Linked DNA regions of Homo sapiens: regions 1, 2 and 3 are each linked to region 4. A link is an interaction called in ENCODE POLR2A ChIA-PET data of the cell type or tissue named here. Cell type or tissue: MCF 10A. All regions are shown on one strand. Region 1 overlaps TEAD1 (TEA domain transcription factor 1). Region 2 overlaps TEAD1 (TEA domain transcription factor 1). Region 3 overlaps TEAD1 (TEA domain transcription factor 1). Region 4 overlaps TEAD1 (TEA domain transcription factor 1).

Evidence for each region. Peaks named below come from ENCODE experiments on the same cell type or tissue, not always from the same donor. Only the 100,000 strongest peaks of a DNase experiment are listed, where the experiment ranks them.
Region 1: POLR2A ChIA-PET joins it to region 4 with 16 read pairs; 2 of 35 experiments call an interaction of 5 or more read pairs at or near these places.
Region 2: POLR2A ChIA-PET joins it to region 4 with 11 read pairs; 9 of 35 experiments call an interaction of 5 or more read pairs at or near these places.
Region 3: POLR2A ChIA-PET joins it to region 4 with 13 read pairs; 7 of 35 experiments call an interaction of 5 or more read pairs at or near these places.

What each region holds. Positions count from the first base shown.
Region 1 is chr11:12,837,789-12,845,788 of GRCh38, forward strand. The region is part of intron 3 of TEAD1 (TEA domain transcription factor 1); the gene reads left to right. Among named protein-coding and RNA genes, the nearest start is that of TEAD1-AS1, 81 kb to the right of the region's middle. RefSeq lists an enhancer at 5,997-8,000. In MCF 10A, no CTCF peak of the experiment used is centred here; DNase peaks (open chromatin) are centred at 1,183, 3,283, 4,653 and 5,363.
Region 2 is chr11:12,824,011-12,832,010 of GRCh38, forward strand. The region is part of intron 3 of TEAD1 (TEA domain transcription factor 1); the gene reads left to right. LOC107984313 (a long non-coding RNA gene) reads right to left here. Exons shown (of 2, transcript XR_001748136.3): 1 at 3,797-8,000; 2 at 1,254-2,653. Among named protein-coding and RNA genes, the nearest start is that of TEAD1-AS1, 95 kb to the right of the region's middle. RefSeq lists an enhancer at 4,311-4,949. In MCF 10A, no CTCF peak of the experiment used is centred here; a DNase peak (open chromatin) is centred at 4,501.
Region 3 is chr11:12,700,132-12,708,131 of GRCh38, forward strand. All of the region lies in intron 2 of TEAD1 (TEA domain transcription factor 1), which reads left to right. Among named protein-coding and RNA genes, the nearest start is that of TEAD1, 30 kb to the left of the region's middle. In MCF 10A, no CTCF peak of the experiment used is centred here; DNase peaks (open chromatin) are centred at 3,230, 4,110, 5,940 and 7,180.
Region 4 is chr11:12,765,770-12,773,769 of GRCh38, forward strand. The region is part of intron 3 of TEAD1 (TEA domain transcription factor 1); the gene reads left to right. Among named protein-coding and RNA genes, the nearest start is that of TEAD1, 95 kb to the left of the region's middle. RefSeq lists an enhancer at 1,271-1,770 and a silencer at 6,033-6,327. In MCF 10A, no CTCF peak of the experiment used is centred here; DNase peaks (open chromatin) are centred at 4,442 and 5,462.

The sequences.
Region 1 (8,000 bases), 72 kb after region 4:
TTCTTTCTTCCTTCTTCTTTTTTTTTTTTTTGAGACTGAGTTTTGCCCTTGTTGCCCAGGCTAGAGTGCAATGGCGCGATCTCATCTCAGTGAAACCTCTGCCTCCAGAGTTCAAGCGATTCTCCTGCCTCAGCCTCCCAAGCAGCTGGTGCCTGCCACCACGCCCGCTAATTTTTTTGTATTTTTTTAGTAGAGACTGGTTTTCACCATGTTGGCCAGGCTGGTCTCGAACTCCTGACCTCAGATGATCTGCCCTCCTGGGACTCCCAAAGTGCTGGGATTACAGGTGTGAGCCACCGTGCCCAGCCTAATCTATGGGATTTTGAAGACAATACTGTCACTTAATGACTTACAACACATCCTCATGAGACCTAATAACAGAAGTTCTGGGTTCTGTGTTAATACGGGACTTCCTTTTGTGAAACTTGTAATACACTCAGGAGAAATGTGTGACAAATAGGATTCTACTTTTTAGGGGCATTTGGAGCACTGTATTGTCCTTGGGTAATAATGCTTAATGTGGACGATGCTACATGGCCTCCAAGAATATCCCTAGGCCCTTGATCCTTTAAGGGAGAAAACCAACCTTTACTTTTCGATTGTGTAATTGTGATCAGAATAGCCTCTGAGATATAAATTCCAAATATATCTGAATTGGTTTTCTTTAATTAAGAATACTTTTGGATTCAAATCATACTGGCAGCAAATTAAAGACATGTTTCATGTGTTTACTAAATGTTAATGATGGGATTACTTTGAAGATAAATTTTAACATTTTAAGTAAAACGTTCATGTAAAACAAAAGTTTATTATAGATTGGTTTTAAAATGAGCACTGCTTCAGAGTCAGGATATTCTTAGTAAACCCACAAGTGTTGTGGCCTTGTGCACGTCTTTTGGTTTCTTTTTGCTTTCATTTTGTCATCAGCAAAATTGAAATTGTTAGATGAAATTGTCTCTAAAGTGTTTTCTAGAGCCAAACATTTCTGATTCTCTAATATTAAAGTCTCTAAGAGAGTTTCTCTAAGCCCAGGCAGTACAGTTAAAAATATTTTCGTTGTTTGCTTGTTGGTTATAGAGTGATAATATTTTGCAATTAGGAAGCTTGGATGAGAAACCACACACGTGACATAAAATGGTTTCTCAACAGAAAATCTGTGCCGCTCAAACTGGGGAAACAGACTTATAAATTCCTTTTGACAAAAGACACGTCACCACACAAGCAAGTTAGGACAGAACTCTGAGCATTGTTTTTCATAGACTTGGGACAATTCCCAAATATTCTTTTTTCTCAAAACAATATTTTTCATTCCAATTTACTTATTAAAAAAAAAAACTGGGAGCCGGGCATGGTGGCTTACGCCTATAATCTTAGCACTTTGGGAGGCAGAGGCCAGTGGATCACCTGAGGTCAGGAGTTTGAGACCAGCCTGGCTAACATAGTGAAACACCGTCTCTACTAAAAATACAAAAATTAGCCGGGTGTGGTAATGCACGCCTGTAGTCCCAGCTGCTCGGGAGGCTGAGACAGGAGAATTGCTTGAACCTGGGAAGTGGAGGCTGCAGTGAGTCAAGAGCGTGACACTGTACTCCAGCCTCGGTGACAGAGTGAGATTCTGTCTCAAAACAAAACAAACAAACAAAAAACAAAGCTCTTTTTGAAGATCACGAGCTTCAGAAAGAAATACTGCATCCACTCTGTCCACATGTTTCTGGCCTGTCCATTCAGTTAACAGTTATTATGTCCCAGGTGCTAGGCTGTGTCCTGGGGACTGAGGTAACAGAAATTACAGGATAAAGCTCCTGCCGTGTAGTAGTACTTTAGGGAGTAGTAGAGATGTTGGTTGGGAAAGAAGTGATGCCAGAATGTGGCGGGGGTTATCAGAGCAGGTTCAGAACGTAAGGAGCACGACCAGGGAATCACTAACTTCGCGTAATGGAAGGGTTTGTTTCAGTTGGATATTAAAAGATGAATAGAAATTTGCAGGCAGCAACAAGAGTTGGCATTCTAGGTGTAGTAGGGGACTATATGATAGAAAGCCCACATTGAAGGTAATGTGGTAAGACTCATTAATCTAAGAAAGATCCTTCTGGTTGTAGCCTTAAGGAAGGGTGAGAGTGGGAACAGATGGAAAGTAAGGAAAACAGTTCGGAGGCAGCTTTAAGAGACCAGAAACGGGCCTGGCGCGGTGGTTCACGCCTGTAATCCAAGCACTTTGGGAGGCCGAGGCGGGTGAATCATGAGGTCAGGAGATCAAGACCATCCTGGCTAACATGGTGAAATCCCGTCTCTACTAAAAATACAAAAAATTAGCCAGGTGTGGTGGCGGGCGCCTGTAGTCCCAGCTACTTGGGAGGCTGAGGCAGAAGAATGGCGTGAACCCGGGAGGCGGAGCTTGCAGTGAGCCTGGATCGCGCCACTGCACTCCAGCCTGGGCGACAGAGCGAGACTCTGCCTCAAAAAAAAAAAAAAAAGAAAAAAAAAAGACCAGAAACGAAATCGGGCCAAGGCAAGAAGGGTGGAAGGTGGATGAGTCTGAGAGATGGATGTTTTCACTATGGAATGGTTGTGTAAGGATGGGGAGTCAGAAGAAGCCATGAGAAGCTTGTGAGAGTTAAGAGGCCATATTCAGTGTTGTGCTGGTAAATATAACCTCCTATAATTAAATTGTAAAGAGGTCAGTCCAAATTCATGTACTGGGGTTGATCGTTTCTGCGTAATAGTCTTTCACTTAACTTTTACTCATTTTCACTTTCACGAAATAAATGGCCGTGTCTTAGCCTGGGGGCCTAGGTCTGGGGTTCGGCTGTGTGCTCTTCCTGCAGTTTGGAAGTGCCGTCTATGTTAATAGATATTCCCAACTCTGCAGATCTTCTCTCGAGGCTGAAGGGGCCCCATTCCTATCAGAAGCCTCTCATTTTTCTCTGAGGTAGAAAAACTAAGGCATAGACTTCATAGGGAAGTTTATATGCAAATGGTGGCTTTCTGCACGGGCCCCTGTGAGTGGAGTGGGATGAGATACCCAGTGGCTTTCAGAGTTCTGGTGGATATTTGATTGCTCTCCATTGGTAGTAACTTTATTGCTTTTATAGGGAGAGTTGTACTGGAAATTTGCCCTCCCTGTCCTTCAGCTGGTTTGTTCCCAAGCCAGACCTGTCTGAAAATTGAAATGGAATACTTTTTCTCATCTCAAGTTATCAGTTGTAGCTGTCAGGAATTTGTTACTGTCTGCTAAAGCCTTTTAACATGAAAATACGCTAAGGGCAGTGCATGTGTGAGTCATGTGGGAAGTTACATTATTTTATGGATGCAGAGAGGGACACAGACCCAGATTTATTCATAGGTGAAAGGGGAAAAGGAACAGAATTTAAAAGGGAAATCCTGAAAAATATGTAGCCTCTGTGGCTCTGCCTCTTTTCCTACCTGCGTCTCTTATACACCATGGATAGAATGTAAGCTCAGTGGGTACAGAAGAGCTGTCTTTTTTCCCTCCTTTGGTCTTCTTAGCTGTCCCCACCAGGCCATGCCTATAATCGGTGCTTAGCAAGCTACTGGCTTAAGAGAGTCTCTGTCTGCTGTGAGTGCAGCTCCTGAGATGGTGGGGATGGATGCTGGTTAGGAAGTGTGTTCGCTGCCTTAGCATAAAGAATAAGTACAGTTTTTCTCGATTATTTTTCTCCAAGGGAAACTCAATGGGGAATGTCGGTTTCATGCTGTTCTTGGAGGGGTTGGTTTAGAATTCTCTCTGGCTTTTCTGAGAATCCCTCCACATTCCCCCTCCAGGCTGCTGTCATGGTAGCTGCCCTTCTTTCAGCTACTTGCATTTTTTGGGAGATATGCCATCTTCCTTCAGTTTGCACCCTGGTAGCTTAGCTCCTTCAGTGTTTAGAGGGAAATGGGAGATGGAGAATCGAAGCACACTAGTGCTTTCTGGTGTTCTCTGCATGTGTTTGGAAGGAATGTAAAAGTAGCTAGGGCTTATCGTGGTATCATAGCATTATAGGGTATGAGACCTTTGGGGAAACTGAGGCTCACAAAGGCTGATAACTTTACCTAGAGTCAGTGACTGCTAATGGCAGACTCCTAGCGTCTGTACTTTTCCACACTTACCCGTTCATATGAAATAGTCTGGGAAGGTCTCTTTTAAAATGTATCGTGACCTCTCCTATAAACCTCAAGGTTACATATGTTAAAGAAATGTAGTCGGCTTTCCTCATGTGCCGAATTCTGAATCAAGCTTACCCAAACCCCCAAATCATTTCCACAGAGCAGAGGAAAAAAACAAAACAAAACAAAACAAAACAGGCAAATGTGAATCATGGGAACCTATTATAATGATATATAGCTTGTCATAACACATTATAATATTACAGCAAATGTATTTAACTCACTGAACGTTCTCAGGGGGCTCTTAGCTCCCTTTAAAAGTGTTCTCCAAATCTCTGCAGCAAGATGGAGCTGCCTAGTCCACCTCACTTTTGACCAAACCACCGTTACGAGAATACCTATTGAAAACCCTTACACTGTTGCTGTTTCCCTGGGCTTAAAAGTATGTTTGGTTTTGTCAGTACCTGGAAACAGGAAGTTGAGATTTGAGGAGAAATCTTTGGCAGTTGTGCACTAAGCTTGCGGGAGTTAGGAGTCTGTTGCCACGGAAACCACACTGCTGCCTCATTTATTAATGGAGGCTTGGTGAACTTCCGGAGATACTCTTAGCCTGTCCTGTAAATTCATTCTAGAGAAATGCAGGGTGACTTTTAAGAGATTTCTCTGTCGTTTCTCAAGCATTCTCTCCTGGGTCTTCATGAGCTCCAGAAAATTGCTTGTATGCAGGTTCAGAACCACTGATTTTTATCTGGCAAGCATGTCTGAAGGCCGTTTCCTTTTTTTCATGCTTAAATCGTGTTTATGCCTGCCTGCCTTGTCCAATAAGTGAATTTTTTTTTATTATGCTGCCTTTAAGAATTACATGGATTTCAAATGAAGGAAGAAGGAATACAAAAATGAACTAAGTAAATATATTGAAAACCTTCTGACACTAACTTTAAGAGAGTTATAAGCATCAAAGCCTTTTCTAACTTTTAAAATTCTAAACTTAAAAAATCTAAAATGAATGGTTTATTTCTTCTAATTCCAGTGAGATACTTTAAGAACATTTGTCTGAGACATTTTCAAATTTTGTTCTAATTTCACTAAACTAACTCTATTCTGCTAGGCAGAGTAACAGCATTGGAAGTTGCTTCCAGGAAAAAAAAAATTTTTTTTCTAGCTAATTGTTTATCTGGGAGGATGCAAATGGTGGTTTTAAGTCCTTTAAGTCATCCATCATGCCTGGCAGCCTCTATTGTCTCATTGTTGGATTTGAGCCAAGTCAGGCCCTTTCTTGGTCTTGGGAGGGTGCACATAGATCTTGCTCTGCCAAATCTGTGTTCACAAGGAGTCCGAGCCCAGCTCTAAGGGTAGGTAATGTTGTCAGATCTATAGATCCCCTCAGATTGGAAAAGATCATGCATCCTCGTTCCTTATGTCACACTAAAGTAGAAAGTAGCACTCTATTCAAAGTAGAAGTGACAGGACTTGTTCCCTCAGTTCTTCCAGTGTCTACGAATTACTGTTAGTTTTTAAACGCATTTTTGTGGATGTAATAAAATACTGTTTATAGTCAGCTACGAAGTAAGTAATTACAATGCGGGAAATGAAATTCAATATAGCTTTGTTGTGGTTTTTTGAATTTTAATTAAACCAGTCTTAGAGTAAATTATAAATGCTGCTGCTTTTGTTGTGACAAGTGACATTGACAAAATATTAATCTAATGGATTGTTATTCACAAAAGCTAAATCTTTTCAAATCTGCAGGGTTTGGTTGTTTATTTTGTTTTACTTTTCAGTTTGTGTTTTAAAAAGTCTAGAGAAAAGAATAAAGTTTTAAAACCACATGAAATAACTCCATGTATGGAATATTTCATTGTTGATGTCTTGCCAGCCATAATTGCATGCATCTCATTTATGGCGCTGAAAACTTGTTCTTTTTAAAAATCAGATGTTTCTGTGGTCACTTTTTTGTTATTAAAACTGGAGCCGGGTTAAATAACCAACCATTGACCACGAAGCCTAATATTAAAGGAATAATCAGCCCATGTTCCTATTAGATCATTTCCGTTTTCTTTTACTTTATAAATTACCTTGTTGCTTAAAAATGACATTTTGTTGGTTGTGAAGTCCTCTTATAGCTAAATTATTCAAGTTATTTTCTTTGGAGATTCTTTTAACTTGAATTTATATAAACTGTAAAGAATGTACATTAAATATTCAGAAACTTTTCTTTATGCCAGTTTCTTATTTTCACCCATCATGACTTAAAGCTTTTTTTTGTTTTAGCATTTTAATGTTTAAATAAATGTAAATAATTTAGTTACAAGGTCTTTATGGTAGTGCCGCCATTGTTTTTAAGAAGACAAATTTTAATCCAAGGTTAAAAACTTCACATTTGCTTATCTCTTTTTCCTCTTAAGAACTAAGAGTCCAGAGATTAGAGTAAAATCACCTTTTCCTCATAGTTTTTTCTTTCAACGTGTTAGAAATTCCTGTTTGAAAAGGAAAGCCAGTTCCTCCCCCTTTTTATGTTTGAGGGGATGATGGTAAAATCACATTATTCAGTCAGTTTCCACATGTGATTTGTTGCCTATATTTTTTAATCCAGGGATTAAATTGTTGCCACCACCAGCATCAAATCATTGGGGGGCAGGGGTGGGGAAGGTGCGAGACAGTTGGTTATAGACATCCAAATATGACGACAGAAAAATCTCCACAGCAATATGGCAGTGGAGCATTTGCTGACTTCAGAGTGCCAGATCAACCCCAATATTTTTTTCAGGGATGCTAAACCTCTTGTAACTGCTAAATTGGATTTGTTACTGAATGAAGTATCAGCTGCTGTTGGACAAGACCATAAAAGCCAGCCGGCTGGCCCTTTGTAGGCAGGGCTTACCCAACGATTGATATGTTTTAGCACTTTTGGGATTATTGTGATTAAGAGGAAACCATTCTGAATGAGTGAGCAAAGGGGGTAAGGACACACAGCCCACAGCTGGTGAGCAGCATGTGTTGGCTCCAAGGAAGTCACCATTATGGCTTTCTCCTGGTTCCTGCCCTGATTGACGTGTATGAAATCTTTTTTTTTTTTTTTTTTTTTTTTGGAGACAGGGTCTCGCCTGTCGCCCAGGCTAAAGTGCAGTGGCGCAATCTTGGCTCACTGCAACCTCTGCCTCCTGGATTCAAGCAATTCTCTGCCTCAGCCTCCTGAGTAGCTGGGACTACAGGCACCCACTACCATGCCCGGCTAATTTTTGTATTTTTAGTAGACACGGGGTTTCACCATCTTGGCCAGGCTGTTGTTGAACTCCTGACCTCAAGTGATCCACCCTCGGCCTCTGAAATTGCTGGGATTACAGGCATGAGCCACTGTGCCGGGCCTAGAATTTTTATATGAGGAAGTGGTGTCCTTATTTTCTCCAGTTGCAGCTCTCTCTGCAGGGAAAGAGACATTTGGAATGTTGTGGACTTGAGAACTCTGAATGCTTTCAAAGCACTATCGTGTGTGTGTGCGCACACGCACACACAGTAGCTAGAAGTGTTAGTCTAGCACAGGAGTTAATTGAGTTAATGTGTAGGGAATTCAGTAATAACAACAGAGCGTCCTCTTTCATTTCCCAGATCCAAAGCTCTGTGACATGCATTAACAATATACCTCCATGTAGTTTGTGTCTCAGTCTGTGTACACGTGTGTGATGGCTAAATGGGAACTGCACAGCCAGTGGATTTGTGAACTTGAGCACTTGCACCTGGCTAAGGGTTTATTAAGTGTGGAAACCGTACTGTTGTTGTAAAACAGTTTTCATCTCAAGAACCACCTGCCCCTTTTAGCGGTGGCCTTTTGCACGTGTCTTGCACTAGCCAAGACAAGTCTATCCAAGAGGGAGCTTGTGGAGTAGGTTGGTGTT
Region 2 (8,000 bases), 58 kb after region 4:
ACCAGAAAATGAGAACGTCTGTAAAATTAAGAATATGAACTCTAGTTCTGTCTGCATTTCCAACTTCTTCATTGTTTCCTTTCTCACAAGATTTTAAATCCCTTGAGGAAGTCATTTTTCAAACAGTATTTTCTGTGAAATCCCCAATTGTAATGTCTACTTTATTTACTCCTCCACTCATCCTTCCTTATCAGGTTTATTGCATAGTATAATGGAATATATGAAATTAAAAATAACTACACTGGACACTGGGCTCTGCATACAGTAAATATTCAGCCGTTGTCTGCAGACTTGCCTAAGTGTGTACGCAGTAGTTATTCTAGGCAGGTGCTGTGCTCCAGGCTGGAAGTTGTGTATAGGATAGAGAGAGAGGGTGCCTCAGAGCTGGCAGTTTCCTCCAGCAGTCAAATTCTGAACACCCAGCTATGCCTCTTGCTGGGGAATCTAAACTTTCACCTTTCAGAGAAAACAAGGTCTTTGGAACCAGTGTGTTCTTTCAAACAATGTTGGATACTGCCCGATTGTTTCCATCCGGGAACCAAGTTTTCAAAAAGAAGTCCGGCTGCTTTGTTAAGATAAGAGACTGTTGTGTGAAAATTGCTGAGTGAGAGCTCCCACTGGAGGCTCCTTGTCTTCCAGGCCATTACCAGTTTACTCCTAGCTGGGTGATGGGGGTGAGGGTTGGGGCCAGATTGCTAGAGCCCCATTCCTGCCAGTTCCTCCCAGTCCTGAACTCTGGGGTGAGTAGAAGGTAGAGAGGGTTGATGGGGCCGGGCTCCTGGCCTGGCAGAACCGTGCTGACCTGGAGCCTGTTCGGAAGCTGGCAGTGATTGCAGTCTCTCCCGGACTGTTGCTGCCCTTGTTTGCCCTCCCTTCTGTTTCCTTCTCTCTACTTCGAGCATTCATTACATGAGATGGTGCTGTTTTTTCATATATTTGTTATGAGTAATTTTATCTTTCATCTATTAGATGACATTTTTGATTCTGTTCTTAATTTAAAACACACACTCATTTTTTAAAGTTTCTAAGTACGTTTTTTATTTGTATGTGATCATGGTTCATCAGTATAAGAAAATATTTAGCCAGTTCTGTTTCGTAAAGTCTTCAAGAAAGATAATAGCTTGGGTGGACTGCTTCTTCATGCACTTTATTAATGTGGCTTCCTGTTAAGATCTGAAGCCAGGCAGAGATGTCCACTTTTGCTACTTATATTTAAAATTGTACTGCAGGTTCAGAAATCAAAGGCATCCGGATTGGGAAGAAAGAAAGAAAACTCTCTTTATTTTCAGATGAATTGAGCCTGTACTAGAAAACCTAAAGGAACACATGCCCAATCCCGATTCCCCCAAAGTACGAACCGACTAATGAGTTCAGCAACCTTACAGGATAAAAGATTAGTATACAAAAATCAATTGTATTTTTACATACTAGCACCAAGCAATCTGAAACCCACATTATGAACACAATTCTGAGGAATAAATTTAATAAAATCAGTGCAAGACTAGTTTATTGCTAAATGAGAGTTATCCCATGTTCATGGATTGGAAGACTCAATATTGTTAAATCTTCCTAAAATGATTTGTAGATTCAGTGCAATCCTTATACAATTTTAGTATGCATCTTTTTAAAAAAAATTGTCAAGCTGTTTCTAACAGTATAGAAATGTAGATGACCTAGAATAAACAAAACAATTCGGAAAGGGAAGAAAAAAAGATTAGGGGTCTTATATTTCTTAGTTTCAAAACTTACTACAAAGCTATACTATTCAAATCAGTGTGTTACTGGTGTAAGGATAGACAGTGGTGTAAGCATAGATAATGGTACAGAATTGAGAGTCTAGAAATAAACCATTACATTATTGTCAATTGATTTCTCTACAGAGGTACCAAAGCAATTCAAAAGCAATTCAATTCAATAGTCTTTTCAATGAATAGTGCTAGGACAATTGGATATCCACATGCAAAAAAGGTAAATTTAAATTCTTACCGCACACGGTACATAGAATTTAACTCAAAATGGATCCTAGGCTAAAGTGTAGAAGGTTAAGCTAAATCTTTTAGCACAACATAATAAAAAGTCTTCATGACCTTGAGTTAGGCAAAGAGTTCTTAGATATTAAACTGGAAGCACAGCATGTCAAATTACTTTTCGAGAAGGTTTGCTAGCTCATTCAGTGGGTGAAAATGGGTGAAAAGTGAGCACATTATTTAACTATATTCTCTTGTTCCTAGTTAGGTTGAACATATTTTTACTTACCACTCAAAAATATTACCACTTTCTGGGCTCTTGTAGGTCTCTGTCACATCTTCGAACTCACCAAACCTTTCAGGAGAAAATAGTTCCTTGGAGAAGTACATAAAGTTGTGGGACTTTGTACCTTGGATTACACTTTCCCTGTCAACTCTGGGTCCTCCATAGTGGGGAATCCATAGTGGTTTTTGTCCTGCAAATAAAACAGTGTGACTAAGTAATTTTCCAGAAATGAACAGCAGAGTGGGAAATAGACATAAGTGAGAGTAATATAACAATCACGGTGTGATAAATTAGCATGGGATTTGAAATCAACCTGTTTGGGTTCAAATCATGGTTCACCTCTTACCGGTTTTGCAAACCTTGGGTCAGTTACTTAACTCCATCAAATCCTTCACTTCATCTGCAAAATAGAGATAAGAAAATTCCTTTTCTCTTAGTGTTGCTTTGAGCATCAAATGAAAAAATGTGTGTAAATGTTTAGTGCTTTGTACCTAGCATATAGGAACCCATTATTAAGTAATATTACAGTTTGGATTTCAGACCTGTGAGCTTAGGGCTCAGACTCTAGAGGTTCCTGAACTAGGTTTTCCTAGGCATTGCATGTAGAGTCTTATCTTAAAAAAGTTTTAATTGAAAGATTGGCAGCAAATTCTTCTTGTCACTTCAGACATGATTTCCTTTGGGGCTCTTGTACTCCCATGGTTTGAATTCATAGAGTAACTCAAGGGCAATAGGGAATTCCTCTCAACTCTCTGTCTCCAAGAATACCTCTGGGTGCTGGAGAGATGCCACTTATCAATTCTGTTGTTATTGTTTTTAGGGCTGTAAGCCTTCTGGATAGAACTCAGTGGATTTTCCTGAGTAGTGAAGAATTAAGTGAGATGAGGGAAAAGCATTGAGAGTAATTATCAGCAGTGGACTATGCCTGAGTTTTTGTTAGCCCTGAACTTACATATCCTGACTTTACTAGTCCATGAGTTCTTCATAGTCAGGAACTGTACCTTTTAATTCTCTGCATCTCCTAGGGGCTTTCTCAGTGCTAAGCAAATAGTAAATATTCATGAGATACTGGGATTGTGCCCAGCATTTTCTGAGTTTTCAAATAGATGAAGTTATAGAATCATATTCATATCAAAGGAAGTTCCTGTGTATAATCTCATTTCATTCTGTCAACAACCCTAGGCTTGGGGTGGGTGTGTTGGTGTGGATGAGAACACTTAGTATCCCTATTTTACAAGTAGGAAAAGTAAGACCCAGATAAGTTAATGACTTGCTAAAAATGATACAGCTCTTGAGAGACAGCAGACATTTGAATCCCATCTACTGATTCTAGGTCCTATGGTCATTCCTTTGCTTTATGTTGCCTGTTTTGCAGACTGTCAAACGCATCAGACACTTCCAGTGGTTTTTCAGTGGGTTTTTGTCCTAGTGACAGTCCACACATCCTGCTCTCCTATTATCACATTTGCAGGAGGAAGTGAGACATCTTTTGACACTGGTGATATGGGAGAAGGAGAAAAATCCTAGAATCAAAGATACTTACTCCTTGCTTCCCTCTACTCATACTCTCTGGAAAGAAACGTTTAGGGACTTCTTGTGTTGTGCCTGTTGTGCCAGGACAGCTCAAATGGATGCTTTTGTCACAGCCCCTCCACCTTTAGCAGAAGTTGTTGTATTCCTAGCCAATGCAAAAATAAACAAGTGAGGGAAAATGACATTTCCTGGTAATGGAAAGTAGCAGTTGGTGAGACTTTAGACAAGAAGCGGGTGTTCCAGCCAATGAGCAGTGACCACAGTGGAGCTAGTTGTCGGTTTACTTGGCTGAAGAATATGTTTGCCTGCATCCTGATTGTCAATAAAGACGTTTAAAAACCCCAGCTTGACTCTGGCGGGCTGAGGGTGCTGCCGTGCCACTGCTGCAGGATGGAGCTCTCTTCCTGGTGGAGACTTGATTCACAAGGACGCTAATTATTCATTCTTCCTCCGTGCAGCCCGCTGAAACAATTGCTGTGCTTGTTCGGTGCACAGTGTGGCGTCGGACAGTCAGGCCTTTTTATGTAACTGATGGCGCTGTATGTTCATATTGTTCTTTATGTACTTATTTTATAGCTTATGCAGCAGACATTCGAGTCAATTAGCTTCTTGTCTTGCAAACTGGGCACTGCTGTTCTAGAACCAAGTTAGAAGGGTGTGTTGAGGGCGACCCGGGCAGACCTCTCTCCTTTCTTTTTGTGCTGTGTGGGTTGGTTTCAAGTTACAGCATTTTTATTGGCTCTTGTTTGCTGAACCTTGGTTTCAAAAGCTGATGTTTGAGTTGAATTTCTTAAAGATACAGCTTTTGTTTTCACAAAACTGAAGTCAGGCAATATGCATAGCCCTTGGGAGTGTGGGTTTTTTTTTTTTTTAACTGAGTGATTTTTTTTTTTTTTAAATGGTACCTATTAACCAAAAAATCTAAGCGAATGGTTTCCTAACTCACTTTTCCTTAACTGGCGTCAGCATGGAGTCCTTGTTTCTTATTGATTTGCATTTTTTTTTTTTTCTGTATAGCCTTACTCCTGACTCTTTTGTCCTGAATTTTTTTTTTTTTTACCCCGTATTTCTTGAAACCTGCCTGTTTTGGGGACAAGTTGGAGTTTAAATAAATTAGTTAAATTCTGTTGTGTATATTTCTGCAGATGATAATGTTTATGAAGCATAGATTCACTGTTTTGTGAGGATTTTTAAATATCGGAAAGAAAATTTCCTGCTTCCTCTTTCCATCTCCTTTTCTGTGGTTTTAGCCCCCTCGCCCTTAAGAGCCATCGGTTTGTTATTGCTGATTGAGGTAGTGGTGGTGGAAGCAGAGGCTCTGATCCAGAGAAACTCCCCAAGACGGAAGTGCAGCAGGCAGGATTTTTATCCAGCGGATTTTGACCCAGTAGACCCTAAAGAAGGTGCATGACAGAGACTCATATTTACCATACCATTGAATTCTCAGAGCTTTCCGTGGTGGCTGGCCCAAGGCAATTGTTCAAAACATACGTGAGAGAATGAATGAACAAATGACCTTGCCTACCAAACGTCTCCCTCCCTCTGTGTAAGCATCCCTTAAACTCTCCCAACCCAGGTGGCCTTGACATATCCCATGCTCACCCAGGACCCTGAAGTATGCCTCGGAGCAACTGGTTTCTCCTGACCAGTTAGTGTCAACTGAGACTAATGCAGAAAACATTGCTTACCCTAATGTTTGCCTTTAGAAGTAAAATCCAAACTGAAGGAAAGGACCTTGAATTTGTTTTTTATTCTTGCTGACTTGGAACATTGATAATGCTCATACTGATCCTCTGGCTAAACATTTTTCTTCCTTTATCCATGTATTTATTGAGCTCTCCACTGTTAGCATGAAAGGTGGAGAAGCAGGAATACATGGTGTGTGCTTCTGCTAGCCTTTTACTGTCCAGTTGTAGAGAGTAGGCCCAGTGAACTCAGTCAGGTGTTTATAAGATTGAGCAATTGAGCAGTTGCTGTATCCTGAAGACTGTATCTGGTGCTTTACTCTTGTATAATTCTTGAGACAGGAATACCTGGGTGTTGGCATCAAGGGGCTGTTGAGGCCATCTTTATTTCTCCATAACACCCAGCACAAGACATTTACATGTATGGGTTGGGTAGGGTAGGAGTTCATAGCTGTCCATAGAGCAGGGCAGGGACATTTCTGAGAAGGTCAGAGAGGTTTGATGAGGTGATTTTCCTGAGCTGGGCCTTGGGAGTGGAGAGATAGAGGGAGAACAGGTGCATGGACACAGAGGCCAGAAGGGCATCAGACAAAGGACCCCTGGGGCTGTGGGAAAGCCCCCGAGCCATTGGGAAATAGAGGAGCTTAGCCTTGCTAAGAGGAGAGAATTCAGAGAGCCATGAGGTGATTGAGGTTTCAAAGACCAAATAAACAAAGGAAGACAGCATCTTGGGGAGTGGGCAAGACCATGCCTCACCTGGCAGGTGAGGTCAGAGGATACCTGACCTACGAAGATCCACAAAGGCTGGCAGTGGGGGGCATCCCAGTGGACAGTGTTGTGATGAGCAAGGGGCCCAGAAGTAGGAAGACTTAAGGAGTCCTAGGCCTTAAGGAAGACTCAACCCAAACCTGGCTACCTCTTTAGGCAGCTTGAGTCTTGGCCTCTCCTACCAGCTCCTGAAGGGTAGCTTCATGTTACATCTGGCTGCAGAGACCCTCCTTTTTAGAAGCAGGCAGGGAGTGGTGCCCAGGCTCTCAGGACCTCCTCTTGTCTGGGAGACTGCAGCCTCCCCACACGACACAGCCCAGCCCCTTTGTTCTTGAGTGCCTGCTGCTCACGTGGTCTTAATAAACAAAATCTAGAACGTGCTCATCCTTTAAAAAAATCTGTTAGCCTGGTTAACGTGTATATAATATGTATAAATATATGTATATACACTAATTATATATAAATTATATTTTGTGTCAGTTATATTTGCAATCACACACACACACATGCACGCACACGCACATGCACATGCACATGCACATTCACATTGTAATTCCTATTTAAAGGGAAAAACGAGCCAGTTTTTTAAAGGGAAAAAACAAGCAAAAGGTGTAGGGAGAGGGAGACACCCATCTCTGCCCCCATCCGCTGATTCTCTTCCCTTTTCTATCCTCCCTCTGGCTGGGTTTACGGACAGGCCCTTCTTCCTCCTGCCCTTCATCTGCCGCAGGACCTCAGTGCTGGTGATGGTGAGCCCATGACCCTCCTTCTCTCTTGTTCTCTGCTCTTGTGGAGGCTAGTTCCAGCCGTTCAGTTCCACTGAAGCAACTGCTTTGGCAGACGAAGCTCTCTCTGCCTGAAATTTCTTACTTTCTTCCTTCTTTGGTTCCCATTTCACCACTCCATGGTTCCTCCTCCAGGAAGCCTTCCTTGTCTGGTTTTCTTCCTTCTAACTCTCCCCAGCCCTGTCTAAATCTTACCCTTCTTCAGAGCCCATCTCAAATTTTGTTTCTTCCATGAATTCTTTCCTATAGAGCTTGTCCTTCTCCTGCCCCCTCTGCCAGCTGAGGGCTTTCTTCTTTCCCTGAATTCCCCCAGTGCCCTGAGCTGATCTTAGATCTGCCTTGTTTGCCATTAATTGAGGAGTACATATTCCCCCCAAACTCCTTGAGGGCAGATGCTCTGCCTTATTGTCTTTGTGTCTTAAAAATCTTGCTCTTGTATAGTCAAGAAATTATTGTTTGAAATGGTTTTTAAAAATAGGGTTCTAGAGGTGTTTTTGTTGTTGTTGTTGTGTTTTTTGTTTGTTTGTTTTACCAAAGGAAAATATTCCACCTGGCTGATATAGTGAGACCTTATCTCTACAAACAATTTTAAAAATTAGCCAAGTGTGGTGACGTGTGCCTGTAGTCCCAGCTACTCAGGAGGCTGAGGTGGGAGGATTACTTGAGCCTGGGTGGCAGAGGTTGCAACAAGCCGAGATCATCATGCTGCTGTACTCTAGCCTGGTGACAGAGTGAGACGCTGTCTCAAAAAAAAAAAAAAAATGTAGAGTCTCAGTTTGCCTATAATATTTATATTGCACAATAATACATTTACTTATTTTTTACTTATTGAAATATGCCACTTGTTTTTAAATAGCATGTAAGATGCAGATATTTGCACTTTTAATTGATATGCCAGGCAGGAGATTTACTGCTCTCAACAGGTATTAAGAGGTAGGAAAGCTGCCCCCCGGCAAGTTTCTTAGCACTGTGGAAC
Region 3 (8,000 bases), 66 kb before region 4:
AAAGAACTTTGTACCTTTTTTTCTATAATTAGAGATCCCTTAGATAAATTAGCATCACCCATTTAAGCCCTTTTGTTTTAGGCACAAATACCCAACCTGTGTGCTACTTATGGACAGGAATGGAATCTTCATTCATTTTTATAACTCTTAACAACTTTGGACTTTTTCTTCCATAACTAGAGATCCCTTAGATAAATTAGCATCATCCATTTAAACCCTTTTGTTTTAGGTACAAATACCCAACCTGTGTGCACTTTATGGACAGGAATAGACTCTTCATTCATTTTTATAACTCTTCACCAGGTACTCAAGGTTTAAATAATAAGAGAAACCAAATCATAAACATACAGTACATTCTAAAATTATAAATTAAAAAATGATGTTATACCTGTGGGGTGCAGTGGAAACGAGTTTTGCGTATATTTTAGTTTCTGCTACCCTTTTAAAAGCCACATTGATCTTAGAAACTTTTTTTTCTATGATAGGAGGATTTCTAGAAATTATGCTTCTTAACTCTCATTTATTTTCCCTCACCGTGGTATGAGAAGTGTGGGATATTTGAATGGAGTTGGTCAGTTATTTATAATACTGTTGCTTTTGCTTCCTAATTTATTTCAGTTTTATATTTGGTGTAAAATGAAACTCCCCTAATATTTGAGGCCTTTAATGCATCTGGTGCCAAGTGACTTGATTTTGTAGATTATAAGTAGTTCAGTCGACTGCTTCTTCAATAAAAATTGTTTTGAGAACGATCACAGTCGCTCCACTGCAGATTTTGTGGTCCTCCCCTTAGCTCGCTGTGATGGTCGGTGAGAGAGATTATTTTGGGAAAGACAAAGCACAGAGTCTCCTCTGCTCTAGCACAGTCATGCTTTAGAGTTTAGATTTTGAGCAAAGCCATAGCAGACCCCCTCTGGGACCCCTTTGAATTTTGTGTTTGATTCTTCATGTGTACAGTGTACAATATTTGGAGAGTGTTTGTAAGACCGTTGTGTTTTCTTTAATAAAACTGCATTTATCCTTGTGTGGACAGATTGTGTTCTTAGAGTCTAATTTCTTAGAGAACACTGGGAACTGTTTACTTAGATTTTTTTTTTCTTTCTTTAAATAAAGGCTTCCTCTGGTTATCAGCTTTAAAACTATTGAAAGTCAGCCAAAAAAGTTGGTTGAAGGGAAAAGGCACTATTCTGGAGTGTCTTAAATTTTAGTCACTATATGTTGGGGGTGATTAGGGCTTTTACTTTTCCAGAACCTGTAGCAAACAACAAAACAAAAACTTAGACGTCAAGCCTAAATTTTGCCTTTCTTTTGATCTTGGAAATTGGAGTTTTGGAAAACCAAGCAGGGTAGGCTTAATTAAAGGAGATGCTGTTATCTTGAAGTCTTACCTGAGTGAAGGGGAAAGTTGAGTAATCGGAAGGGTCATGCCGGTGGGTTTTCACTGTCTTTAGTTTCCAAAAGATGCTATGAAATTTCAGTTCATTGTTTGCGAGTGTCTGTGTTGGGTGGTGGGGATTCAGAGAAGAAAAACTGCAGGCTAGTGGGAAAAGGGAGTTGTGTTAAGGGGACCATTCCAGTCTAAAATGGTGAGTGATGTACGGGAGGTGTGGGGCTCACCAGATAAGAGACTTTAAGAGACTTAGAGCTGGGAGTCCTGAGTTCCTTTTGAAGCTAAAATAAATAAAAATTATATAGGGAATAGAAGCTGCTGGTCATTATGATCTCCTGGACTACACTGGGCATAAAAAAGATGACTTTCTATAAGAAATTCTATCCAAAGAGTGGCAGGATTATGCAGGAAATGTCATTTGGTTATAGCCGAAGGCAAACTGATGCAGAGCTGCCTGCCACAGCACTCGCAGGCTGCTTGTCTCATCCCCAGCCCTCTCTGGCTGGCTCCAGGGCCCTTTGATCTGCTCACAGACTGTGTAAATGGAGAGCTGAAGGAGATAGAGCCAACTGATGTTACTTTTCTGTGTACTCCCTTTATCCATGGTGTGCCCAGAAATGGTCAGTTTCCCTCTCAGCACTCAGGGGCCGCCCCTTGAACCAGATCCTCTCTGCATTCAACCCTTGGTGCCATGGCAGGCTCAGGTGTCAGTGGTCCTAGGCTGGTATCAGGCCACAGCGGTGCAGGGTAAGAATGTTGGAAATTGACCCTGCGTGTTACTATCTGAGAACATCGTGGACAACGTTAAGTGGAGTTTGTCTCTCTGGCTCACTGTCCAGACCAGTCCCTCGACACCACTCCCTCTTTATAGCTTCATGACTTCCATCTGTAGAATGCTTTATGTCTTAAATGTACCGTAGCCAAGTTCATGGTCTTATTTGAGCCTCAGGACAATGCCGAGAGTAGAAGGATAAGAATCGTTAGCCCCATTTTAGAGATAGAAGAATTGAGGCTCAGAGAAATGCACCTGGGTGTGCATTTCTGTCTTCACTGAGTGCTTTTGTGGCTGAGCGGCTCCTCCAGCAGCACTGCCTTTCTTCAGGCTGCAGGCTTCCGTGAAACATTTCCCTTTCCCTTCCATGTTCTCCCAAATCAGTTACTTCCTTCCCATTCCCTGGAAGCTACTTCCGTCCTTCTCTCGCCCGGATTACTCTGGCAGCCTCTCAGGTAATCTTCCAATGCCATTGTGTCTCAGCAGGTTAATTAATTTGCTGCATCATCATCACCATCATTATCCGATAATGCACTTACATAGCCATTCTTGTGAACTGGCACTGTTCTTATTGCTTTGTGATTCATTTAATTTTCACAATAATTCTGTGAAGGAGGTAGTAATATCAGCCTCATTTAATGAGGAACTGGAGGCACAGAGAAGTTAAGTACCTTGTCCAAAACTGCACAGTTCTTAGGAGCCACAGCTGGGATTCAAGCCCAGGCCTGCCGGCTCCAGGTTACTTGTTCTGAGCCACTACATCTTATCCTGGGGCTCCCATTCTCAAAGCCTCCTCCCTACCTGCTTCATCACCCAACCAATGAGCGCATTCCCCTTAGCCTGGTGCTTGAGACCTCCCACAGTGTGGTCTCAGTATCAGTGGAGCATAGCATCCCACAGATGGAATCTTTGTCACTTCCTAAATGTGCTGCCCTACTCATAACATTCTCTCTCCCAAAAAAGCTTCCCTTAGCAGAGGATGGGGGCTTTGGTTTTTGGCTCTGCCACTGACAATACATGTAACATAGGATGAGTCAATCCACCTCCCCTAGCTGGACTCCCCTGCTCGGTACGTGGAGATATTATCATAACACTGGTTGGTTGTGAGATATGAGTGACACATAGCAAGTGCTCAGAAATGGGGATGACCTTTTCCATTTGTTTTGCCTGCCCAAGCCTCCCTATATTTTCTTAAAGCACCTCCTTTAGGAAGTTGTCTTGGAGTTCCTCCCTCCTTTACCTGGAGGGATCTTTGCTTTCTTTAGCCCATAAGTGTCTTACAGCCACTTTCACCATCATCCTTCGTTGTTGTTCTTCTTCCTCCTAAACTCTGAGCCCTTGCGGGATACAGGCTGTGACTTGCACATCTTTATATTCTCAGTGCTTTGTTTATAATAGACCCTCAGGATATATCCATTGGAATGAGTGAATTTGGGGCCACTGGAATTCAGTTATTGCATCCCTTGGAAAGCTTGGTGAGTGGTGCCCAGCATGAATTGACCTGCAGGAGCAGCCATCTATTGCCTGTGCTCTTGAGTTCTGCTTTTTATTAAAATTCTTCCCTGCTATAGTTGGAGATCCCCCTCACCTCTTTTTATAAAACACAGGCTCATGGGGTAGTGTAAATTTGCACAACCATTTTCTAAGCAAATTGGCTAAAACCCTAAATTCCCTAGAAGCAGAATGGCCCTGGATGTGCTTTTAAAAAACAGCATGGATTTTAGAACATGGAAAAAGTTATGTTAGAAGAACTAGACTCCTACCAAGTCAGAGATACATATATTTATTTCTTTTTATGGTTATGTTTATTTTCTTTTTATGGCTGAGTTGGCGTTGTGTTTGGTTTGTGTTGGGAGCTCCCCTCCATATACCTAGGCTAGAGGAAGATGACGAATGTATTAGACAAGCCTTCTGCCAAGCACAGGAAGAATGCATCTTAGCCGTTCAGTTTGGTATGTGAAATTTGCCGGAGGGGCCACTGTTTTCCTTCTGAGAAGTTAGACAGAGTTGAAGTGTCTGAGGCCAGTTCACCCCAGTCATAGTAACTGTACAGCTGAGAAAGTCTTGGTTCTCTCTTCCAGCCTCCTGGCCAGTCAACCATGTTCTTCTGTCTCAGCCACTTGCAGCAGCCTTTTTGCCTCTGTGCCTTTGCTTCCACCGGCATCTGCCTGGCGTGCCACTCCTGACGTTCCCCAACTATTGTCCAGCTCTTGCTTCTTTCTGAAGAGAGGAATGTACATCATTTTACAGAAGCCTTCCCAGCTCCAACAGCATAAGAAAACCAAGCCTTCCTTTTATTCCCTTAGTCCTCCATACTGCTGCTCTGTGTTGGCATTAATCACGTTGTCGTCTGCGTGTTGGATTTACCCTATTGTCTCTCTCTGAGCCTCTTGAGGGCAGGAACTGGATTTTATCTTTGTATCCTGCTTGGCATGCAGAAGCTCTCAAAGTGTGCTTGCACAAGTCAAAGGATTGGGATGGGATGATAATAGCTAACATTTACCAGGTGCTGTGCTGTTTTATTCATAGAACTGGGTCTTGGTTCTGGTATTGCTTATTCATTTTTGGCATCTTCAGATTAGCTGGAAGGGTATTGCTACACTGTCAAAAATAAAATACAGTGAAATTTATGCTAATGAAAACATACACCGTGTGTATGCCCAACTCTGTGCTTTGCAAAGTAGACATTCAATGGCTATCTCTGGAATGACTGGATTAATGAATGAGTGAGTGGATGATTGAATGGAAAGAGACTCCATCCTCTGGGAAGGAAAGAAGAATGGAATGGGCTTGACAGCCATACTACTCTTAAAGCTGAACTTGTTGCTTGGCTGGAAGGAGGGATGAGGCAGGAGCTAAGCTGACAGAAGCACTCAGGGAATTCGCATATCCTCTTTCTTGTGATTTCTGTTTTAGGGAACCAACAGGTCTTTGGTACCATCTCCCATTTTTCCAGACCACAAGCTTTTATCTTGTTCTTCAGAATCCTAGAATTTTGCCACCAAGTTTCAGCCTAAAGGAAAATACACTTGTAGCATGCAAGTTCTCACCTCAAAACCTGCGTGAAAATAGTCGGTGTCATTGTAGAGTGATGCAGTGCAGAAAGGGGCCTGGGATGCTTCACCCGGAGAATGAAAGTCCCAAATCTGGATCCCATTTGCTCTTACCATCCACCTTGATAGGAGTGTGGGTGTGGCACCTGTCACCATTCTGCTTGCATTTGTGTGAGTTTATGCCAGGCAAACATGAGTAAAACCAATTCCTTCCAACACTTGACACATAGATAAGTGAAGAAAATTTTATCTTACATTGTGAACACAATGGCAGGTAAGATTGCAGGAATGATGGTTTGTGTACAAGCTATTAATAAAAGTTGTGTGTTGCATATACAAACTTTGCTTTATTGTAGATGGCCTTTTAGTTCGGTGCTATACATGTAATATTCAAAGTGTACATTATATTACCATGTTGTCTTTTTACTTTTATGAGTTATTTGTAATGTGGATAATAATTCTTAGTTCACATCACATTTTGCTGACCACTCAAGGAAAAGTTGAACTACAAATATTTCAAATGAGGTGATAAATTACTGTTGGGTTCTTAATTGTCTGACAAAGAAACTCCATTGTTCTAAACCTTTCAAATATAGTGTGATTACCCTCGTTTGTGTGTCTTGCTCAATTTTAAAGTATAAATAGAGGGAGTTCCATTAAGCAATACAGGCTGTTTTCTTACCATGCTTACAAGGGCTGTTAGAGTATCAATGATGAAATTGAAACTTAGTTTGAACTTGATATGCAAAACAAAATAAATTTGACTCGTTTGAAATATTGCGTAAATATGTTCCAGAGCCTGGCACCAAGTATCTGGGGATTTTTAGAGCTGACCTCACTGAACATTGAATTATAAGATACATTTTAACAGTGTTTTTGAACTGGTTGAAGAAACCCCTCTTCCATTCCCTTCAAGTCAAGTATTTCCTGATAAGAAATATTCTACATTAAAAGAGAAGTTTCCTGTTGCACTTCTTCAGGTTTCTGGGTTAGTTTAATTCAATGGATTCCTGAAGCTGCAAGTGAAAGGTTAAATAGGTACCATTTGCAACTACTTATCTGTGAATCAGAATTTTTTGAATATTGTGTATGCAGAATGAAAGAGAAACATACTTCGTTTGTGATTTAAACTATGTTCTTGAGAACATACTGTAATTTACATAATTCAGATAAATTATCTGTTTTGTATATTGTGGTTATATATAAGGTTTCCTCTGACAGAGGGTGATTTCTGCTGCTAAAGTTGTTTAAAGACATTGCCCTTGATATTTCTAGCTAACAGTGGAGCTCCCAGGTGCAACCTGCTGTGGTTGAATTGGAAACTTGTCACTGAGCTCTTTTCTTACCTGGCTCCTTCTAGGACTTTCAAGATCCTCTGGTGTGGCCGGGCCAGATGGGCTAGCCCTGATGCACATGTCCTTCTACGGTTCATGAGCGTTCCAAGCTTGAGTGGGAGAGTCAGCTTGGGCAGTGGGGGTGATAGTCATATCCTCTCACCATCTCCATAATGGGCCTCTTCTTCCAGGCAAGAGCAGGTGTTATCCCCATTTTACACTGAAGAGAAAACCAAGCTGAGAAAGGGCATGTGATAGGCCCAAGGGCATCTCCTGACCTTGACTAGCACTCTTTTCACCATGCTGTTTTACCCTCGTATGTCTCAGTTGCTGTGCCTAGGAGAAGAGTTCCAGTTTGTAAAACTCTCTCCAAATTGATGGCCAGTTGGAGATTTTTCGGAAGGCTTAAGGGAAAGAAATAGCACTTGTGGGACTTTTTTTTTTTTTTTTTTTTTTTCAGAAGCATGATGCCAGCAGAAGACTTGTTTACTTGTGGTGCTATACTTGTGCGGCTGGTGTTTATCTCACTTTCTATAGAGGAACGCAGTTGATGTCTTCTTTTAAAAACACTAGACCCGAGACCTGGGATCACCCTTCCACTCCTCCTCATGCTGTTTGCTTTGGCATTCAGCCAGCTGCCTGCCTCTATGTGTCAAAAACAAGATCTCCCCACCCAAGGACATGATAGAGCTATCTGCAAGCCATTTTAAGGCACATATTCACGTTTAATGGTGGCACTTGAATTAGTTTTCACAAAGTCTGTGCACCAGAGCTTAACTACCTCACTCTCAGGCCACCTTCTGAAACTTAGTGACATCATTCCTAGGTGATTCTCTCAAGGCTCTGCCTATTTATTCTTCATGCCTTTGCAATTCTAACCTTTTAATTTCTGCTTCTTGTAGCATAAACTGCTAGAAAGTAGGGAAGAGGGTGTCTGCTAGAGAGAGAGAGGGTGATAGCTGATAACACAGGAAAAGATAAACACTATAGTTGGCACATTTAAAAGGTATATTGAACTGGGCTCTTTAGCCCTAATTGCCTTTCTTTTTTTGGAAGGTCAGTACTATTGTCTGGCACAGTAGGACACTGGGCACAGTATGATTGTGATGTTTACAAAGCATCATACTTGTGTCTAGTCAACTCTGTTTAAGGAAACAGGAAGATTGTTAGAAATACTAAAAATTAAATGAAAAGTTGTGATGCTTGAAGTGCTGATTAGTATTCGGACTAAAGTATATGAATGAATAACAATTTTTTCTCTGCAGAGACTGCAGCATGAAATCTCATGCTACATTGACTGGTGGCAGTGGTTTTTATTTCATAGAACTTTCTTTTCTGTTGTTGAGATCTGTGCTGTTGGTGCTGGTTCTGCTTTGGCAGTTCCCAAAGTCCCTTACAGGACAAGAATGATGAGTGGGGATATAAATCTCAATTCCAGCAGCTGCTCACTC
Region 4 (8,000 bases):
TAATATCCTTTGTAGCCAGGGAAGCCTCTTCGTATCTGGTGAAATGGACTGGGGATGAAATATCTCAGCTACTATGGGAAGAGTGTTTCAGGGCCCTAGATTTTCTCTATGTCTGGATCTTTCCTGGTCTCTTCATCTCAGCCTGGCTATTTGCTTTGTGGGTCTTATTTTCATACCTGAAAATGCAGCTCCCTTTCTTAAAGGCAGAGAAAAGCATTTTAATCTTTGAAGCTTCTTTGAAGATGATTTTATTATGGGTAGTGAAGGGTAGCCTTGGGACACTACCTTGTACAACTCTCATTTGCTTACCCAAAAATGGTTTCAATTTAAAACAAAGGCATAGTATTAGAAATCCCAATGGGGCATAACCACTGCACTTCATTTCCCACAGGAAATACTGGGAAAGGTCCTGTCCTTTCAGGAATAAGGTTTTGGGGCTGAGAACATAATTCAAAGCACAAGTTAACTTTTGTCAACTCCAATTTTGTATTGTTCTCCATTGAGATTTTAGTTTATAGACAGCAGCCCTGGTGGATTTAACCAATTTGCCTATAATTCAATTATATAAATATTTTTATGTGAAAATAATTGTATAAGAGCTCTTGTTGGTAATTGGGTCTCAGAGGCAGCAGGCTAAGAAGAACAAAGAGAAGCTTTGGATGTGAGTAGCTGTATCAACAATGAACTTGAAGATTTTACCCTTGGTCTTGGTCTCAGTTTTCTTCTGTGTAAAATAAGATAGTAAAGTAGTTGATGATGTCCATGGGTCCTTTGGACTCTTCCATTTTGTGATGCTATGGTTTTGTTTCTTGTCACTGAGCAAGAGGGTCAGTTTTGACAAATGTGGTGCTGCTTGGGAGCCTAGCCTGTCTTGGGTACCCAGTGTAACTTAAATTCTGAGTGCTTCCTGAGTGTGCATGGTTTTGATGTATGGATTCTTTTCTCCTTAACTCAGCAGCACATTTAGTGACCGTGTTGGTGGCTAACCTGATTTAAAATGGGACAGTCCTTTTGAGCAAGCAGCATTAGGAATTTTAACTCATTTGGAAGAACAATCTTACTGGTTGTGGGTTTTTCAGCAAGTGGAGTATACAGCCTGGGAGAGTGTGTATCCTAATTGGGGCTCAGAAGATGCGTTGGATGCACTGTCCTGCAGCCACCCCCACCTCCAGGCAGCTGCCTTGGGGAGGAAACATCCCCCCTGAACTCCCTGTCTCTGGTCGACATGAGGAGCTTTGCTTCTACTGCTACCTTGGAAGGGAACCATGGTGGTTAATGGGACTATTGGTGGTGGAGACTGGACCCCTTAAGAGGAACTGCCCTGGTTGACTGGGAGCTGCCTCTGACCTGCCTGTGACTTGGAGGATGAGAGACAGTTGACTTGGGAGTCTCCCTGTTGAGGCCCCAGCCACTCGAGAACTGAATCATATGAGCAGTGTGGGGCCAGAGCTACTGTCCTGGGCTTTTGGCCTGTTCCCCATCTTACCATACATGAATTGGGACACAAACCAGACCAGGAGTCAGGGTTTCTTAAGGCCTTAAAGAGCATACTTTTTTTCTAAGGGTTCTGAAAATGAAAACATTTAAAGCATTTTTGAATTCCATGCAGTAAAATAAAAACGGTTTAGTCTTTTAGTGAAATACCGAGTGTTTTTTACTTGAAAGGGTTATGGTTATTCCAATATTTCAGAGCATTTGTAGAGTGCTTTGTGATGTCACTAATCCTGAGCCATTGGAGAAACAAGGTCAAGTGATTTATTTTGGTAATGAAATTTTGTTCGTGGTTGGCAGTAGGGCAAATGCAGTCTTATAAAGGAGAAAAAAGGACAACTCTATGATGAGGTTTTTGGCCACCGGAGGAGGTGGCTTCATTCGCTTTCTGCTAACTTGGTCTTTGGGGAGCTGAGACTTTATGTGTTTGGGCTGTGTGTGGATAGGTGGCTTCTGCTGTGGGCACCCTTATGTGTAGGCAGTCGTTTTTATGGATTACTAGAAGGGGTACGAGATGTCCTTTGACCTGGTTCCTAAGGGCATGTGTGCTCAGTCCCTGGGGCTCTCTCTTTCTCTGTGCTTGTCTTTTTCATTTTTTGTTTTTACACAGCTACGTGTGACTCTTTTCCTGGTAGATCATGGGAGAGGAGATAGATAGCAGGAGGACAAGATGAGAGGGAAGTTCTTGATCAACAAACTTATCCAGAATTGGATTTCAGAGGAGCAGGCTGTAGTTTAAAACAAAACAAAATAGATAGCAAACCACGGGAACACCTGAATTTGTTACTTTTGCAACTGAAAATCCCAGTCAGATAGACCCCATAATCAAATAGGGCAGGGACAGGAACTAACCTTCACTGGTTGCTTGCTGTAGAGGCAGAGAAGTATATAACACTTAACAGTCTGGACTCTATAAATAATATGAATCCTGGCCCTGCACTTCTAGATATCAGATTTTTATCGAGTTACCTTACTTCTCTGTCTCAATTTCCTCAACTGAAAAGGAGGATTAGATAGATCTTACTGTGTAGGATTATTAGAAGAATTAAATGAACTAATTGTTATCTGGAACACCACCACCCCCTGCAATGTTTGAACTGTATCTAGCATATAGTGAGAGGTATGTAAGTGCTTATGAACTGAAAACAAAGAAGTGCTCTCTGCCAAGCACTATGCTAAAGGCTCCACATACAATTCTGTCTAATGCTCTTAACAATGCTTTGAAGCTGGTATTATCATCCTCACTGTATAGACAGGAAGCTGAGTCTGAGAGGGGTAAAATGGCTTGCACATGGCCAATATAAATGGTATAGCTAGCAGGTTTCAAATTCAGGGCTGTCTGACTCTACATCTTGGACTTTTCTACTGAGCTTTTGTTCCTTCCTTGGTAGAGACCGTTATACATAAATCCAGTGAATCAGTATTGAGCCCCAGCGCAGCTGTATTCCAGCCCTGTGCTAGGGGTTGTCAGGGATACTGTAGTGAACCAGACAGACATGGTCCCTGCCCTCATGGAGCTATCTCAAGTTCATTTGCAGGAAACTGACCTGAGGTCAGGACTGTGTGCCAAAGCTTTCTGAGAAGTTTGAGAGCCCTTTGAAGATGGTCACCTTCCACTTAGCCTTTTGAAGCCTATTCTTGGCTACCAAGGTCGAGGGCACCTGGCCTGTTGCTGGCAGGAAGAAATCATCTCAAATAACATAGCGGAGAGGATCCCAGATCACAAGCCTGGCCTCGGTAGTGGCCAGGAGGATGTCTGGAAGATTCTAGTGCCCTAGGATCCTATAAGCAGTCTGGGCAGAGCTGTTGCTTCCAGACATCTTCCTGGCCACTATTGACTTTCTCCTTTTGCAAGCAGATGTCTTCAGGATCCTTGCTTAGGTCAGCTCCAAGGAAGGACCCTTTCTTACTGGGATACCAGGACTACTGGTCAGCCCCAGAGACCTGAATTGTGAGGACCAGCGAAGATGAGGGGGAGGGTGTCTCTAGTCAGTCCTCCCCCGCTGCTGACCTGTGCCCTGCCCACCAGGACAGCATAGGACTTAGGATTGCATCTTTCTTTACTTCATAGGAGCAGAAGTCAGAAGAGGAAAGAGGGCTTTTTAAATGAGGTAGTGGCAGAACTGACAAGGGGGTATCAGAATGAGAGTGCACACAAGTAAGTGGGAGTATGTATTGATTAGTCAGTACAGCAAAGAGACTGAAACCTGTGGTCGCTACACTCCTCTGGATGCAGAGGACTGGTCAAAAAATTGCAGAATCATCCTTTTATAAGATAGTATGTTCTCATAACAGCTCTTTGAGGATCAGGGAGGTAGGCTTTGTCAGTGGAGGCCCCAGAGCCCTGGTGTGGAAATGGCCATAGACTCCCAGCCCTGGAGGGTCTCCAGGCCTTGGCAAAGTGTTCTTCTCGGAGCTCCATATGAACATCATGTGGCATCTTTGATTTCCTCTTTCGGACCTCTGATTCAGGGTGTTATTTCAAGTTAATTGGTTAGAAGCGTGAAACAAACAGCTATGTGGTAGAACAGGCTAGAAGCTCCCAAAGCCGGGACCCCACCGATCACAGGATGTATTTCAAGGCCTGGAATATAGAAGGTGTCAGTAATGTTTGCTGAATAAATGCTTATGGGAGATGAATTATGGTTCAAACAGAGAACGTAGGTGATTAAGCCTGTAAGCCCTGAGGGCCTCTCCTGTGGGAGGAAGTGGCTAGAAAAAAAGAAGGAAAAAAAGAGGAAGATGTTTATTTAATGATCTTAGATTGAGAAAGAAGAAGCCCTATTTTTTATGTTGGCAAATGTTAGTTGAAGAGATAGAAAAGATTTCTGCACAAAATATGGACAATAGCAGAGCAAGGGTTAATTCTGGAATGCTCAGAACAGATGAGTAATGGGGAATTTTTGAAATAGTTTGGTTCCTGTGAGAATAGCAGGGCCAGCGTCATCAGCATTTTGATTGGGAAGCTTAATGTGTGGGGGGTATGCAAAAGTGTATGCACAAGGTGTGAGCTCATGTGCAATCCGGGTACAAAGTAGCTAATTAAAGATGGCTCAAGAATTGGTCATAAGGGAGGTAGAAGGAAAAGAACATGAAAGTATTACCAAGTTATGCTTTCCAACAGCTTTTCTGTGGCAGTGGATGAGCCCTGGGATTCAGGAAGATGTGGATTCATAAATCATTTATTGAGGGCCTGCACTGTGCTTTGAATGTGATGGGGACAACAGACATAAAATAACTTAAAAAGCTGACCTGTGTGAGCAGTTAACATACCAGGCACTTTCCCATTGCTATAGGATGTGCGATCTTGATTATTCCTCAAAAACAACCCAATAATATAGGTACTGTAATTATGCCCATTTTGCTGCTGAGGAAAGTGAGGTCCAGCAAGGTCAAGTTATTTGCTTGAGGTCACATAGTAAATAAGCTGTGGAGCTGACATTTACAACCAAGCCAGTCAATACAAATGACTCCAATATTGATATGGAAGGAAGTATATTCTGTACTAGAGATATACCTGGTTTAGTAGTGGAGCAGCACAAAGTGTGATCATTTATGATTGGGGAATTGACTTGTATATGTTTGAGAATGAAAGAGAGCATGAGACAGACAGACTTAGCTAACTTTGAACTTTGGGAAAAAGATCATGTAGCGGTTTTTAAACTTATTTTGGATTATAGATTATTTTGGATTTCCACCCCTTGGAGAATCTGTGGAAAGCTATGGACCCTTTCCCCCAGAAAAATCACATATTTGTATGTAGTTTTAGGACTGTTGCATGTAACTTCAGGCAAGTTCTGGAGCACAGGTTCAGACTTGCCCCATTGGGGAAAAGGAGAAGGGAAGGGCATTCTGGCTGAAGGAACATGTGATAAAGGCATGGAGGCCTGGAAGGGCACAGCCCTGATGTGCTTAGAAATGAAAATATCTCCTGGGGGAGGGGTACAGGAGCCAGCATTGTGTCGTTGCGGGTCCGAGTGCCATGCCAAGGTGCCTGGCACTCATCCTGGGGGCAGACGGAAGCCATTACATTTTTTTCAGGAGAGATGACATGTCTCAGCCTGTGTTTGACAAAACTAGATCTGAAGGCGTGAAGACAAGTTAGATGGCTGTTACAGTAGTCCGGTAGGAGAGCCTGAGGCCTGCACTAGGATGCAGGCGGTGCTGGTAGGAGGAGGGAGTTTCAGAGATAAAACCAACAGAATTGGCTGATGGGATGAGATTTGTGAAAAAGAAGGAGTTTGATTTCAGGTTCCACTTCTGGCTCATTGGGAGGATGGTGGTACTGTTAAGCGAGATGGGGAGTGGAGGCAGGAGAAGCAGGTTTGTAGAGAAGAGAGGAATGAGGAGTTAAGTTTTGTCATATGCTTGATGTACTGGATGACCATCCAGATGGAGATGACCTGTAAGGAGTTGGAAATTCCTGCCTAGAGCTCAGTCAGATTGAAGTTGCAGGGGTAGTTTGGAGCCTCATCATCAGAGAAGTGATCTGATAATGGCCTGTGATGCCCAGGCTCACAATTTATCAAGGGCAAAACTGGCATGGATATTAAATGGAATGTCTGTAGCACTGGGAGAGTAAAGTGATTGCCTTTTTCAGAAAAGGGAAGACAGATTAGTGGTTCCCAAGGCTCACTATCAACAGAAACACTCAAAGAGCTTAAAAGACAAAACAACTACTGACTAAGAATATCTGGGAGTATGGCCTGGGAAACTGTATTTCTAAATGCTCCCTGAGTCATTTGGGTGATCAGCCAGGTTTGAGAGCTGCTGGGCTAGCTGCAGTCTGGGTCCAAGAAGACAGGACCACATTTTTAGAGTGATAAACAAGTGAGCAGAGAATGAGGCTAACATTTGAAGCAGTCTTTATGAGGTTTTGGTGCAGGAAATGAATGACGCTAGTTTCATTCTTCAGTTTATGTTCACTTTCTACCTAGAGGGAACATTACCATGACCAGGTCTTCAGAGAGTTTGACCATGCATGGAAGGAGACACGGTATCCTGAAGGGCAGAACAAATTAAGAGAAGACTTTTTCTAGGACAGGGGAGACACTTGGCCATTTGGTTAGTTGGGGAAAAGAATTTATGAGTTGAGGATGTATTTGATGGAGCAAAACCCAGAAGAGACTTTAAAGGGAAAGGAGCCTCTTTTCCTCTGATGCAGAATGGAGGAGGATGGGGGGAGGGCCGAGAGGGGGCCTCATTGCTTCTCTCAAATGAAGGTTATTGTGGGCTTTTGAAAAGTAGAGCAAGCTTAGTACAGATGTACAGTATAGATGTTATCATTGACAGACAGGGATGATTAAAAGAACTACTCAGCAGTGAGTATTAGCAGAGAGTATTACTTTCTTTTTTATTTGAAATTTTTGTTGAGATACTGTAGATTCACATGCAATGGTAAGAAATAATACCCAAAGGGATCCTTTATGCATGTTGCCCATTTCCCCCCAATATGGTTACATTTTGCAAAACTGGAGTGTAATATTGCAACAAGCGGGATATTGGCATCCACACAACCCAGTGATACGACTCAGATTTTCCCAGTTTTACTTGAACTCGTTTGTGTGTGCGTACTAAGTTGTGTACACTACTTGTTGTGTGTTAGTCTTGTGCAGGTTCATGTCTCCACCGCCACAATCAGAATACAGAACAGCTCCAACACCACAGGACCCGGGTTGCCCTTCTCCCTAACTGCTGGCAACCACCGATCTGTCCTCTGTTTATAAAATTTTGTCATTTCAAACATGTTATATAAATGGAATCAGACTACATGAACCTTTTGGGATTGGCTTTTTTTCAACTCAGCTTAATTCCCGGGAGATTCATCCAGGTTGTGTGTATCAAGTTTGTTCCTTTTTATCATTGAGTAGTATTCTGTGGTGTGTATGTACCACAGTTTGTTTAACCATTCTGCTGTTCAAGGGCATCTGGGCTGATTCCAGTGTTCAGGCATTTCAAATCCACTGTGAACATACACGTATAGGTCTTTGTATGAAACTAAGTATTCACTTACATGGGATAAATGCCCACGAGTGTCATTTGCTGGCTCATATGGTATTTGTACATTCAGTATTTTTTTCTTTTAAACTGCCCAAGTGTTTTCCAGAGTAGTTGTACCACTTTACATTCTCACCTGCAATCTAGTTTCTCTGCATCCTCACCAGCATTTGGTGTCATCACCATTGTTTATTTTCATTGTGATAGGTGTGTAATTGATACCTCATGTGGTTTTAATTTGCATTTCCTTAAAGACTAACGATGTTGAACATCTTTTCATGTGCTTATTTGCCATCTGTATATCCTCTTCAGTGAAATGTCTGTTCATGTCTTTTGTTCGTTTTCTAATTGGAGGGTTTATGTTGTTACTGTTGTGTTTTTGGAATTCTTTTTTCTAGATACAACTCCCTTTTTTGGATATGTGGTTTGCAAAGATTTTCTCCTTATCTGTAGCTTATCTTTTCATCTTTTCTCATGGGCAAAGCAAAAGAACTTTTAGCAGAGCAAAACTT